2 separate regions of the Homo sapiens genome follow, and region 2 is linked to region 1. Evidence: read pairs that join two places in POLR2A ChIA-PET (ENCODE). Cell type or tissue: OCI-LY7. All regions are shown on one strand. Each heading gives the region's core, and the rest is flanking DNA. Links, peaks and the distances in the headings are about the cores only.

Region 1 (11,299 bases), core at 3,445-7,444:
TCTCCAAAGCAAATAAATAAATGGCTGGCCAACAAGCACATGAAAAGATGCTCAATATCACTAATTATCATGGAAATGCAAATCAAAACCATACTGAGATGTCATCTCACATCCATTAGGATGGCTACTATAAAAAACTGGTAAATAACAAGTCTCAGCGAGGATGTGGAGAAACTGGAAATTTTGTGCACTGTTGGTAGAAATGTAAAATAGTGTAGCCACTATGGAAAACATTAGGGAGGTTGCTCAAAATTACCATATGATCCAGCAATTCCACTTCTGGGTATATAAGTAAAAGAGCTGAAAGCAGGATCTTGAAGATTTATTTGAATACTCATGTTTACTGCAGCATTATTCATAAAAGCCAAGAGATGATAACAACCCAAATGTCTATCAAAGAATGAATGGATAAAGAAAATGTAGTATATTCATTCAGTCATGCATTTCTGAATGATAGGAATGTGCCTGAGAAATGCCTCAGGCAATTCTGTCATTGTGCAAAAATCACAGAATGTACTTACACAAACCTAGAAGGGATAGCCTACTACACAAGCAGGCTTTATGTGATAGCCTATCACTCCTGGGCTACAAACTTGTACATGTCATTGTAATGAATACTGTAGGTAATTGTAACACAATAGTACATTTGTGTATCTAAACATCAAAAAGACACAGCAAATATACAGTACTACAGTCTTATGAGGCCACAGTTGTATGTGCAGCCTGTCATTGACTGAAATGTCATTATGTGGTGTATGACTGTACTTACAATAGAACACTCTTCAGTCTTAAAAAAGAAAGAAATCCTATCATATGCTACAATATGAATGAACCTTGAAGATGTTACACTAAGTGAAACAAGCCAGTCACAAAAAGATAAATGCTGCAAGATTCTACTTATATGAAGTAGCTAAAATAGTCAAACTCTTAGAAGCAGAAAGAATAATGGTAATTGCCAAGAGATGGGGGACAGGGAAAATGAATTAGTTACTTCCCTTATTTAAAAAAGTTATTCTAATACACATTTTAGTACAATTATCATAGCCTGAGATTCTTTCCCCCATAAAACTCTTAAGAAATTTCACTAGTTAAAACAATAGTAGAAATATTTTTAAGGAAACTTTTTGGAAACAGAAAACAATTTATTTTATTTTTATTATTTTATTATGTTTTTATTATTATTATTTTAAGACGGAGTCTCGCTCTGTCGCCCAGGCTGGAGTGCAGTGGTGTGATCTTGGCTCATTGCAACCTCCGCCTCCCGGGCTCAAGCGATTCTCCTGCCTCAGCTTCCTGAGTACCTGGGACTACAGGCACACGCCACCACTGAAACGCCAGCTTTTTCTAGGTCTGAGCCTGCAGGCCTTTGGACTGGGACTACATCATTGGCTTTCCAGCTTGCCAACTACAGATCTACAGATCTACAGACTTGTGTCCATAATCCCATTGGCCAATTCCTTATTTTCTACATACAAATATATAACATTTCCTGTTGCTTTTGTTTCTCTGAAGAACCCTGATATCCTAATACAATTGTTGAATAAATCAATCAATCCATCCCAAGGACTGGTCTAAATTAACAGCTAGAGGCAGCTACTAAAGAGATGTACTAAGAAGGACACATAGCTGTTGGAACAAGAAAGGATGTGAAAAGTCCTTGGGAGACATAAAGAGATATAAAGTAGATTCAGAGGGAATGGGAAAGTATAGAAGATAATAATAAAAAGGTGGATTTGGGGTAAGATAGTATGTTAAAGCAATGATTTTCTATATCTATATACCCATCTATTTATACAGATATGTATATGCTGTGTATGTATGATGTATCCCTATATATACACATATATAATAGTATATGTACATATACTATACTATATAATAGTAAATCTATATCTCCTACCAAAATATAAAAAGATAGAATGTTAATTTTAATTATCAAACGGTAGTCAGAAATGTTATTGCCATGTGCAGTGGCTCATACCTGTAATTCCAACACTTTGGGAGGCCAAGGTGGGAGGATCGCTTGAGGCCAGGAGTTCAAGACCATCCTTGGCAACAGCGAGACCCCCCCCGTTTCTACACAAAAATTTAAAAAATTAGCTGAGTGTGGGAGCATGTGCCTGTGGTCTCAGCTACTTTGGAGGCTGAGGCAGGAGACTGCTTTAGCTCAGGAGTTCAAGGCTGCAGTGAGCCAGGATCACATCACTGCAATCCAGCCTGGATGACAGAATAAGACCCTGTCTTTAAGAAAACAAAAACAAAATTTTATTGTCAAAACTACATCACATAAATATAATTTCCTGCATAAAGAAAATATGAAGCTATATAAAAATCACTGTGCTTGTTTCAAGTCAAGTCAGCCTGTTACATATTTGCTTCTAAACATTTTGAAACAAAATTAATTGAACTACATTTTGAATAATTCAGGTAGATTTGAACTGGAAGGATATTTGACAATGATCTATTTATAACTGACTCCCAGTATGTCTTACATTAAGTTAAATGGAATCACGTTATCAGATCAATTCAGGGAAACATTTGTAATTTAAAGTATCTTTCTGACCTTGTTTCTTGGTTATAAATACAAACAGTATAATTCTAACTTTAAGAAACAATGAAATTTGGACTTTTGGCTGAGGCCACATAAGCTGATAATAAAACTAAACAGACACATATTATTACATATAAATAGAACAAAAGTAAAATATACAAAAATGTCAGAACTTTTTAAAGATAAATCTATTATTTAGAATTATGGCTTGGCCTTTGCTTTAGCCATTGATTTCAACATAATTAAATGTATACAGAGAAACTTAGAATAATTAATACTTAAACAAAACAGCTTTCAAAGCATATATTCTTTAGTTTTTCTCTTTATAACACCAAATTGACCATGGATTTCCTGGCTCAAATATATTTGACAGCTTCTTACTGCACATTGAATAAGGTCCAAATTTTCATGCTAACTTTATTGTGCTGAGTATAGTGAAAAGAGTATGGGTTTTGAAGTCAAATAACCTTGACTTAAATCCAAGGTCTACCACTTGTGCTGTGACTCTAGAAAGGTGACTTCATCTTTCTGAGCTTTTGATTTCCTCATGTAAATAGTAGAAATAATATTTTCATGGGATTTATTTTGTTATGAAGAATCAGGATCTCTTGAGCTAGATCCCTTTTTTTTTTTTTTTTTGAGACAGAGTCTCACCCTGTTGCCCAGGCTGGAGTGCAGTGGTGCGATCTCAGCTCACTGTAACCTCCGCCTTCCGGGTTCAAGCGATTCTCCTGTCTAGGCCTCCTGAGTAGTTGGGACTACAGGTGCGTGCCACCACACCCAGCTAATGGTACACAGAGATGTGAAAAAGTGTTTTCTATCCTCTGAATAAAAAGTGAGCATTCAGCAAAGAGGGAGGACATAAGAATGGAAAGTAAGACAAGGATCAGATCAAGGTATGTCTACATTCATCATAGATATAATAGTGAACCGCTTGAGAGTTTTAATAAGATAATACCATGATCAAGCTGTGCTATAAGAAAATCATTCTGGGCTGGGCACGGTGGCTCACGCCTGTAATCCCAGCACTTTGGGAGGCCGAGATCACGAGGTCAGGAGATCGGGACCATCCTGGCTACCATTATGAAACACCATCTCTACTAAAAATACAAAAAAATTAGCCAGGCGTGGTGGCGGGTGCCTATAGTCCCAGCTACTCAGGAGGCTGAGGCAGGAGAATGGCGTGAACCCGGGAGGCGGAGCTTGCAGTGAGCCGAGATCACAGCACTGCACTCCAGACTGGGCGACAGAGCAAGACTCCATCTCAAAAAAAAAGAAAAAGAAAATCACTCTGATAATAATGTGGAAGATGAATAGTGTGCGGGGTGTTATCAAGTCTACAGGCAAAAAGATCAGTTAGGAATTTACTGAAAAAATCTAGGCAAAAGGTACCTTTCTATGGCCAGAGTAGTAGAGTAAGAGTGGGCAGCAGGAAAACTGATACAACTTGATGGGCCAGAAGATGTATTTATTAATAACTAGGACTAAATATATTTATGAAGAACTAGGAGGATGAAGATTATGCAACCAAAATAGAATTTAAGAAGAAGCAGCAGGTGGGCAAAGAAAGATGTGCTCTTTTAAACTTATGCTTCTGGAACCTGTGGGGCATCCAAGTGGAGATGACCCTGCTTGCCTCTTTTTTTTTTTTTTTTTTTGAGATGGAGTCCCACTCTGTTACCCAGGCTGGAGTACAGTGGCACGATCTCGGCTCACTGCAGCCTCTGCCTCCAGGGTCCAAATGATAAATGATTCCCGTGCCTCAGCCTCCTGAGTAGCTGGGATTACAGGCACCTGCTACCACGCCCAGATAATTTTTGTATTTTTAGTAGAGATGCGGTTTCGCCATGTTGGCCAGGATGGTCTCGAACTCCTGACCTCATGTGATCGCCCGCCTTGGCCTCTGAAAGTACTGGGATTACAGGCATGAGCCACCACACCTGGCCACTGACTGCTTTTCAGCAAGATCTATGCTAAAAAAATAGATTTAAGTGTTATCAGCATTTAGAGGTGGTAGAAACTATTAGCCTGTGCGAGCTTTTCCATATATTGCATGTGGCATGGGAAGAAAACAATGTTGAGGGTGGGCCACAGGGAATAAATCAATTAAAAGTTGGTGGAAGAAATGATTCAGAGTGGAGAGAGAGGAGTGGGTGGAGATGATTATAAAATAAAGATTGAGCATAAGTTAATAATCACTGAAACTGGATGGCAGGTACATAGGTATTCACTGTCCTATACTTGGGTTCTATAGTTTGGTATATGTTTGAAATTTTATAAATATTTTAAAAGGAAGGGGATGAAGAGGAGGAGGAATCAATAAAGGAATTCTGAAGAGTGGGAATACCTGAGGGAGGAGAGATTTAAGAAGAAGTGGTCAATCACCTCAGAGGAGTGAAGTAAACATGGTCTGAGAAGTGGGCAGAAGGATTTGGCATCTGGGTCACTAAGGTGCACTGACCAACAAGGTTTCAGTAGAGTGAAACCTTGACATCAAGGGTGTGGGGCAAAAGAGAAGCAGGGAAGTAGAGATACCAGGTAGCTTACTGAAACCTGAGTGTGAAGGAAAAAAGTGTTTAGAAGAAAATAAAGGACTCAGGTTTCTGTTGTTTTAAAAAAATATTTAGATGGTAAAACACTGAAAAGAAGGAAGGAGGAAAGAAGTTGATACCGGAGAAAACCAAGACGGGATGATGTGGAATCAAAAAACAAAAGTGAAAACTAAGCCTGAAAAAGAAGCAGACACCTTTGAGGCAAAAGGGGGAGGTAAGGATAAGCAATACAATTTTTTTGGTCCTTGATAAATTGTTTCTAAGTCAGTGTGCTTACTAAGAGGAAGTCAGAGAGAAGCAGAGGGAGCTAAATTAAGATCAAAGGAAGTACAGTGTAAAAAACTTAGCAAAAGGTCTATGCCAGAGATCTCTGCGGATAAATCATGTTGTGAATAAGGAAGCCTGCCGATTTGATCAAAGAAATCAAGAATATATTAATTTTAAATTAGTTCTTAATCATTTTCTGGATTCAAAGCAGAGGGATCCTGGCAAAGCAAATAAAATAAGGCAAATAAAAATTTCTCTTTGTTGAAAAATAGCCTTCGAGGGGAAACATTTTGCTGTCTCATTACAAAGAAGAAAGCTATGGAAATTAAATAGGAACTTCAAGATGAACACCACAGAGCAAAGTAAGAAACCCTATACATGTACAACCCTATACACACACTACAGAGCAAAATAAGAAACCCAAAGAATTTCCAATAAAATCAAAATATTAGCTTTTACATGTACACTGTTCAGAGAGAAAAAAATATTTATAATGCAATCAACTTTTTGTTTTATAAAATAAGAGCTTAGATTAATGAGGCAGTCAAAGATAGTGAAAAGTAGTCAGATTTTAAATACATTTTGAAGGTAGAACAGATAGCATTTATTAAAATAAATACAGATAAACACAAAGACTTTTTACAAAATAGTAACAGGTGTTGTCTCTGGATGAAAGGATTAAATATGATGTTTCTATTATTCTTTTAAATTTTTTGGAGGAGCAATAGAGATAATCTAAATGTTAATGCTAACTAGAACAGTAAATTCTGGATGTAAAAATTTCAATACTAACATACATAGAGTAAAAAGTAAAAGTTCCTCTTTAAACCCAAATGCCTAATGCCTAATCTCATACTTACCTAGAGATCACTGTCAAATAATGGTGTTAAAGGTTGATTAATAAGGTTTAGTTTCTCCCTAATAAGAGAAACTAAGAAAGAAAAATGAGAACTATTTTCTCTCTCTTGGGGTCAATATTGCCCCCAGTTAAGAATGCATGGTTTACTAGTATTTTGAAAATTCCTGCAATCCCAGCACTAGGTATATATCCAAAGGAAAGGAAATCAGTATGTCAAAGAGGTATCTTCATTCTCATGTTTACTGCAGCACTGGTCAAGCTACGGAATCAACCTAAGTATCTACAGAGAAACGGATTAAGAAAATGTGGTATATCCACACTATAGAATACTATTCAGCCATAAAAAGAATGAAATCCTGTCATTCAAGGTAACATGAATGAGGCTGGAGGACATTATGTTAAGTAAGATAAGCCAGGAACAAAAAGATAAATGCTGCATGTTTCCACTCATAAGCAGAAGCTAAAGAAGTTGATCTTACAGAAGTGTTCCAAGCTTGAAGATTATAAAAAAAACTTCCAAAATTTGAGAAAGCTATGAATATCCAGTTACAGGAAGGTTGAAAAAAATCAAACAGATTACAACCAAATAAAACTACCCCAAGGCATATAATAATTAAAATCTCAAAGGCCAAGGAGAAAGAGAAGATCCTAAAAGCAGCAAAAGAAACCAGTACTATATAAAGGAGCGCTACAATTGGTCTGGCAACAGACTTCTCAATGGTAACCACACAGGCCAGGAGAGAGTGGGATAACATTTTCAAAGTGAAAAAAAAAATGCTATCCAAAATACTGTATTCAACAAAGCTATGCTTCAAAAAGGAAGAAGACAGAAGTTGAAAGGATTCACCACCATCAGACCTGTCTTACAAGAGATACTAAATGGAGTTCTTAAAATTCTGAAAGAAAAAAAAAAACAGTAATATGCAAATAAACAAAAACATCTGAAGGTATAAAACCCACCGTTAAAATTAAGTACGCAAACAAAACCAGAATACTCTAATACTGTAACTGTGCTGTGTGATCCACTCATAACTCTAGCATGACACATCTATGAAAAACAATAATAGCTATAGCAATCTGTTAGATATATCATATTGATATTTAAAGATTGACATGTTTTATATTTATAGGCAACACAAAAATATGTAAATTGATTCACAGGTGTTTTCTCAGTGAAAAAAAGTAAATTGACCAAACAAAAAGTCAGAATGTAGGAGAATGGAGTTAAAATGTAAAGTTTTTAAAGTTTTTTCTTTCTTTGTATCTTTTGTCATCTAAGTTGTCATCTCTTTAAAATAACTTATGTTCAAGACCAGCCTGGCCAAGATGGTGAAACCCTGCCTCTACTAAAAATACAAAAAATAGCTGGGTGCAGTGGTGTGCACCTGTAATCCCAGCTACTCAGGAGGCTGAGGCAGGAGAATCACTTGAACCCGGGAAGTGGAGGTTGCGGTGAGCTGACATCGCACCACTGCACTCCAGCCTGGGCTACAGAGCAAGACTTCATCTCAAAAAGTAATAAAATAAAACAAAACAACTTATGTTTTTTGTAAGCCTCATAATAATGATTCAAAAGTCCCTAAAACATTTACTAAAAATAAAAAGCAACAAATTAAAACATACTATCAGACAAAAATTACTTAAGCGCTAACAAAATACAGTAAGAAAGGGAAAAAGGAAGAGGAATTACAAAACCAGAAATAAACAACAAAATGGCAGTAGTGAGTTCTTACTTATTAGTAATAACAGCGAATGTAAATGGATTCAATTGTACAATTATAATAAAAGACACAGAGTAGCTGAATGGATCAAGAAACAAGACTCAACTATACACTGCCTGCAAGAAACCTACTTCACCTACAAAGACACACATGAACTGAATGTAAAGGGATGCAAAAAGATATTCTATGCAACTGGAAACCAAAAAGAGCAGGAAAAACTATACTTATATCAGATAAAAGAGACTACAAGCCAAAGACTATAAAAAGGACAAAGATCACTACATAATGAGAAAGGGGTCAATTTGGCAAAAAGATATATAACAATTATAAATATGTATGCACCCAATATTGAAACATCCAAGTATATAAAGAAAACGTTAACGTATCTAAAAGGAGAGATAGATAGCAACACAATAATAGTAGAGAACTTCAAAACCCCACTCTCAGTAATGGCCAGATCATCCAAAAGAAAGAAATAAAATATATCAAAAAGATATCTGTACTCCCTTGTTTAATGAAGCACTATTCACAATAGCCAAAGTATGAAATCAACCTAATTGTCCATCAAGGGATAAATAAAATGTGGCATATATACCCAGTAGAATATTATTCAGTTATAAAAAAGAGTGAAATCCTTTCATTTGCAGCAACATGGCTGAAACTGTATGAAAAGTGAAATACACCAAGCACAGAAACAGAAATATTGCATATTCTTACACTATGTGTGAGCTAGAAATGTGGATCTCATGAAGATAGTGAGTAGACTGGTGGTTACCAGATGCTGGAAAAAATCGAGGAGAGAGAGACACAAAGGGGCTGATTGATGACTACAAATATACAGTTAGATAGAAGAAATAAGACCCAGAGTTCGATAGATCAGCAGGGTGATGACAGTTAACAATAATCTATTGTACATTTCAAAATGGCTGGAAGAGAATAATTCAAATTCATAAATAAAATATATACTTAAGGTGATGGATATCCCAATTACCTTGATTTGATCTTTACACATTATATGAATGTAACAAATTAACACATATACCTGAAAATATGTATATCTATTACAAAATAAAAAATTTTTAAATCAATTTATGAGTTCACAACATTCCTCAATTAAAGTCACTGACAGGGTTTTTGAATTGTAATTTTAAACAAAATGATGTACAGCAGGTTCTCAAATAACCCAGGCTACCGCTACTACCACAGCAGTCACTCACTTGCATATGCCACCTGTGGGCCTGGGGAATGACCCAGCCAGCTCATTGCAGCCACAGCCAAGACCAGTGCAGACCGCCTGGGAGCCAGAAGGACAAATATCCAGAACATAGAAAGAACTCAGTCAATTCAACAGTAAGAAACAAATAATCCCATTAAAAAGTGGGCAAAGGACTGGAATAGACATTTCTCAAGAGAAGACATACAAATGGACAAGAGGTACATTAAAAAATTGTCAACATCACTAATCATCAGGGAAATGCAAATCAAAACCACAACGAGATATGACCTTACCCCAGTTAGAATGACTACTATTAAAAAAACAAAAAATAACACATACTGGTGAGGATGCAGGGAAAAAGGAACACTTACGCATTGTTGGTGGAAAGGTAAATTAGTGTAGCCACTATGGAAAATAGTACAGAGATTTCTCAAAAAACTAAAAAGAGAACTATCATATACTTCAGCAATCACATTACTGGGTATTTATCTAAAGAAAAGGATATAGTGTATCAAAGGGGTTTATATTTATTGTACCACTATTTGCAAAAGCGAAGATATGAAATCAACCTAAGCGTCCATTGAAGGATGAATGGATAAAGAAAACATGACACATATACACAATGGAATACTACTTGGCCACAAAAAGAGAATGAAATCTGGACATCTGCAGCAATGCTGATGGAACTGCAAGTCATTAAGTGAAACAGGCCAAGCACAGAAAGACAAAAGATTGCACATTTTTACTCATATATGGCATATATGGGAGCTTAAAATTTTGATCTCATGGAGGGAGAGAGAAGAAGGATAGATATCAAAGAGGCTGGGAAGGGGTGTGTGTTTTGGGTGGGGGAGAAAGTGGGGGTTGGTAAATGGCTAAAAACATACAGTTAGAAGAAATAAGTTCTAATGTTCAATAGCAGAGTAAGGTGGCTATAGTTAACAACAATGTATTTTTTATTACAAAATAGCTTGAAGACAGGACTTGAGATGTTCCCACATGGAAATAGGTACCTGAGGAGATGAATACCCTAAATACCCTAACTTGATCATTACATTCTATGCATGAAAGAAAATATCATAAGTACCCCATGAATATGTACAGAAATTATGTATCAATTTTTAAAAACAGGATCAAAACCAGTATCCTCAGAATTGAGAGGTATTCCACTTCAGCATTAAAGCTGCATAATGTTACCATAATGCACTGAACAATGGGCTGCCATCAACAAAAACCCACATTTTTGTCCACAACTACATTTTTCTTCAATAAAAGGAAATCAATTTTTGTGCTGAAGAAATCTCAATGGCATTTTTAGTAGAAATAAGAAAAAAAAATCCTAAAATTCACATGAAGTCTCAAGGACCTCAAATATCTTTTTTGAGAAGGAAAACAAAACTAGTGGTCTCATACATTCTGACTTCAAAATATATTACAAAGCTTCCATAATCAAAACAGTATGGTACCGGTATGAAACAAGACATATAGGCCAATGACATAGAATAGATAGCCCAGAAATAAACCCTCAAGTACATGGCCATATGATCTTTGACAAGTACACCAAGGCTACAAAATGGGGAAAGAATAGCCTCTTCAATAAATGCTACTGGGAAAACTAGATATACATACACATGCAAAGGAAAGAAGCTGAATTCTTACCTTATACCATACATAAAAATTAACTTAAAAGATTAGACTTAAACATAAGACCTAAAGCTATAGCTCCTAGACCAAAATAAGGAAAAGCTCCATGACACTGGATTTGGCAATTACTTATATATGATACCAAAAGCAAAAATAAACAAATTACACTACATCAAACTTGAAGATTTCTATGCAGTAGAGGAAACAACAGAGAGTAAAAGCAACCTACAGAATGGGATAAAATATTTGCTAGCCATATAATGGACAATAAGTTAATATCTAGAATATATAGTAACAGCCAAAAATAACGTGATTTAAAATAGACAAAAGACTTTAATAGATTTTTCTCCAAAGATGATATTAAAATGGCTAACAAGCATAAGAACAGATACTCAACAAGAGATCCTTAAGGGAGTTCTAACCATGGAAATGAAAGAATGATACCTGTTACTACAAAAACACACACACTTTACATGGCCAACACATCCT
Region 2 (4,000 bases), core at 1-4,000, 460 kb before region 1:
GCAAAGTTCAGCTTCTCTATTATGTGAACCTGCTGCTGATAGACCACCGTTTCCTCCTGCGCCGTGGAGAATACGTCCTCCACATGTGGCAGATATCTGGGAAGGGAGAAGACCAAGGAAGCTTCAATGCTGACAAACTCACGTCTGCAACTAACCCAGACAAGGAGAACTCAATGTCCATCTCCATTCTTCTGGACAATTACTGCCACCCGATAGCCCTGCCTAAGCATCAGCCCACCCCTGACCCGGAAGGGGACCGGGTTCGAGCAGAAATGCCCAACCAGCTTCGCAAGCAATTGGAGGCGATCATAGCCACTGATCCACTTAACCCTCTCACAGCAGAGGACAAAGAATTGCTCTGGCATTTTAGATACGAAAGCCTTAAGCACCCAAAAGCATATCCTAAGCTATTTAGTTCAGTGAAATGGGGACAGCAAGAAATTGTGGCCAAAACATACCAATTGTTGGCCAGAAGGGAAGTCTGGGATCAAAGTGCTTTGGATGTTGGGTTAACAATGCAGCTCCTGGACTGCAACTTCTCAGATGAAAATGTAAGAGCCATTGCAGTTCAGAAACTGGAGAGCTTGGAGGACGATGATGTTCTGCATTACCTTCTACAATTGGTCCAGGTAGGGGATGTTGGTGTTATCAATGGAAGCCTTCTCAAAAGGAATTGATTTGCATATGCACAGGCACTCCATTCAGTTGTCATCAAATGCCCTTTGTTCAGAGCTTCATCATCGGCAAAAGTAGATATGATGAAGCTGCCTCAAAAAGTAGTAAACTGTTCCATGTACATTTTTACTGTCTCGGAGGGTTTGCTGACAAGGGTTTTGCAGACATTAGTACTTCACGTTTTTAGGAGAATTGGCCCTGTGGGAATACTTTGTTCTCATTTATTATTTTAATGATAGATTGCACTTACTGAATGCTTTCTTGTGCCAAGGCTCCAAGTGACTGACATGCTTTCAGTGTATTATCTCATTTAACTCTTCCAATAACTATGATGGAGGTCAAATTGACATTTGCACTTTTTACATGAGGAAACTGAGGTACAAAGAGGCTAAGTAATGTGCCCAAGGTCACATACTTTGAAAGAGGTAGACCAGAATTCAAACCCAGGAGGTCTCCCTCCAGATCCTGCTCTTTTCACTACCCCAAATCCTTCACAAATCCACCACCATATCCTTCATCAGTCTGGTGTCAGGATTCTGGGGCTAGAGATAAAAGGTCTTATTCTCTGTGTATGTCTGTTACAGTTCACAGAATAATATCTCATATCTGGGTAGAGTCTTGAAAGCTCCTCTCTGCAGATAGGTACAGGACTGTATGTATTTCTGCTCCGTTTCTCATGATGTTCCCTGGGGTCCTGAGAGGACAAGTGATTTTTCTAAGGTTTAGTTAAGAAGTTAAAGAAAGAAGGGGGAACAGTTCCCCTGCTCACTTTAGCAGTTCTCAACTTATATTGTACTGCTTGACAAGGGAAAAGAAGTAAAGGAATTTGAATAGAAATGCTATTTTAGAGCACAGCCTTCATTCATTAATTCAACAACATGTACTGAGAAGACTGGCATTAAATGAGTACACACACAAATAGATGTTTAATACCAAATTGTGACAAATACTTTAGGGAAAACTATACCGTATTATGAGAAAACAGTCCAGGGGTCCAAGGGACACTTAATTTTGATTAAGAGACCCCGGGACAGTTCTGAGTAAGTGACATTTGACCTGAGATCTTTAGGATTAGCCAGACTAAATTTTACACACTAAACTATCTAATCACTATCCGTATTTATAGGAAGTTCTGGAGTTTTCTGATAAGCATTTTGGATAGCCTCAACTTAAACTCTCAATCTTCACCTTCCTGTTAGATACTTGAAACATTACATTTGGCTTTGTTTTCATCCATTAAATATATTCAGTAGTTTTTTCACTAGTTGAGATATTTGTATAACACTAAAGAATTTTAGAATAATTAAAGAATCTTCAGTTTTCTAGCTCTCCATAACAGAAACAACATGAAAAAAACTTGGATGAGCTCTGTTGCAAACCCCAAGGCTAACAGGAATTATTTTTCATTGTCATGTTCACAAGTAAACTTTAAAGAGCTGGAAAATGAATAATGTTCTTTTTAGAAATGTGTTAAATGAAAGAGGTCAATACATAATATTAACATTGAATTTGTGGTCTTAAATCTGAAGAAGAATAGTCATTTGTAAAACTACTTGAGACATTTTCAGCTATGGCTAAATGACTCATTCCTGATCAAAATGGTCTCCTAGTTGAGATCTGCACTGTCTTTACAGAAGTGAAACCTGAAGAAGGTCAGAAAGACTCACATCTGGCTTAGAAACTTAAAACATTGCGAAAATGAGTACTGGTGGCTAAAAGACCACATTCTCAGAATTAAGGCCTTTGATGCAGCTACAGTGGCACCTATTTGACCATACTTTTGAAAAGCATTTTTGTAAACACTTGTATAATTGAAACATGATGAAGCCACTAGTGATCATGTCCAAACTGGAAAACCAGAGGAAGAATTATAAATCCTTCCAAGAAGCCTCCAGTTCCTAAAATATAAACTAGAATGTGAATTTCTTCCGTTCCTTAGGAAAAAAGGATACACCATTTCTATTCATAAAGTGTATACTCTGAGATATTTAATATTAAGTCTTTCTTCATGTTTACATATAACATCTATCCTCTAACTTTATATATGCTTTTATAATAATCTGAACAATGTTAGTGTTGCTGCTTTTAAAATTATGAACTATTTCAAACTTACAGAAAAGCACAGAGAACAATGAAACACCTATGCACTCACAAGATTTAATTGTGTTTTTTACATTTTATCAGTTCTTCCTCATCAGTAATGGAGCTGTACTAAGTCAATATTCTCTAACATCAGCCAAGTGATATGAAAATTACTAAACACTAAAAATGAAGATCAAATTATACTTAAGAAAACATAAAATCAGGGACTTTTGGACAGAAAGCTCTGTACACACCACAGTGTGGCAGAGGGTAGTGATTGCTCTGTGTGGATTGATCTAGAGCCACTGTTTACTTGTAGTTAAGGACCTGTGAGACAGTTCAGTGACTTGCCAGTGAGATGCCGAAAAGGGAAGCTATAGGGCTTTTAGGATCTTTCCATCTAACAAATATTTTTCTCCTTACGTGTATTATACTATATCTCCACTGTCCATTTTCTTTCTCACATTCTCTCTTACCTTCCACTTTATAGATTGGTTACAGTGTCTCCATCTTCCCCCTCTACCCCTCCAACAAAACCAGTAAGACCTAATTAGAGCAAATTCCCTCACCTCTTCACCTTTGAATTTATCAGCAGCACATGACTGTGAGTCAAAAGTTTCATCCTCTAATCCCAGTTATGTCATCGGCTGCTCTATGATCTTAAGCAAGTGGTTCAGTCTGGTCCTAAGTGTCCTCTAACAGACAGGATTAAACTTAAGTGACTGTTAAGATTTTCATCTTTCTAGCCGTGAAGACCCAGTAAAGCAGAGCACCAGTTCTTCTCCATTTCCTTTTCCCTGATTCAACGACATAGAGTACAGTCCTACAAATGCCAATGTGTTCTTCCTTTAGGCTGTGAAATTTGAACCATACCATGATAGCGCCCTTGCCAGATTTCTGCTGAAGCGTGGTTTAAGAGTAAGTACTTCCATTTTGATAATAGCGTGAAATTTTAAGTTGCCAAGAATTAACTGGTAGACCTAAAGCATTAGTCATAATAATTTCAACTTTCTTGTACCTGCCCTCAGAACAAAAGAATTGGTCACTTTTTGTTTTGGTTCTTGAGAAGTGAGATAGCCCAGTCCAGACACTATCAGCAGAGGTTCGCTGTGATTCTGGAAGCCTATCTGAGGGGCTGTGGCACAGCCATGCTGCACGACTTTACCCAACAAGTCCAAGTAATCGAGATGTTACAAAAAGTCACCCTTGATATTAAATCGCTCTCTGCTGAAAAGTATGACGT

The links. Peaks named below come from ENCODE experiments on the same cell type or tissue, not always from the same donor. Only the 100,000 strongest peaks of a DNase experiment are listed, where the experiment ranks them.
Region 2: POLR2A ChIA-PET joins it to region 1 with 6 read pairs; 1 of 35 experiments calls an interaction of 5 or more read pairs at or near these places.

What each region holds. Positions count from the first base shown.
Region 1 is chr7:107,327,651-107,338,949 of GRCh38, forward strand. The region is part of intron 10 of COG5 (component of oligomeric golgi complex 5); the gene reads right to left. Among named protein-coding and RNA genes, the nearest start is that of GPR22, 140 kb to the right of the region's middle. In OCI-LY7, for the core only: no CTCF peak of the experiment used is centred there; a DNase peak (open chromatin) is centred at 5,421; H3K4me3 peaks cover 1,058 bases; H3K27ac peaks cover 1,172 bases.
Region 2 is chr7:106,868,928-106,872,927 of GRCh38, forward strand. It overlaps PIK3CG (phosphatidylinositol-4,5-bisphosphate 3-kinase catalytic subunit gamma), which reads left to right. Exons shown (of 11, transcript NM_001282426.2): 2 at 1-629; 3 at 3,610-3,675; 4 at 3,786-4,000. Among named protein-coding and RNA genes, the nearest start is that of PIK3CG, 5.6 kb to the left of the region's middle. In OCI-LY7, for the core only: no CTCF peak of the experiment used is centred there; DNase peaks (open chromatin) are centred at 2,324 and 3,074; H3K4me3 peaks cover 3,792 bases; H3K27ac peaks cover 3,627 bases.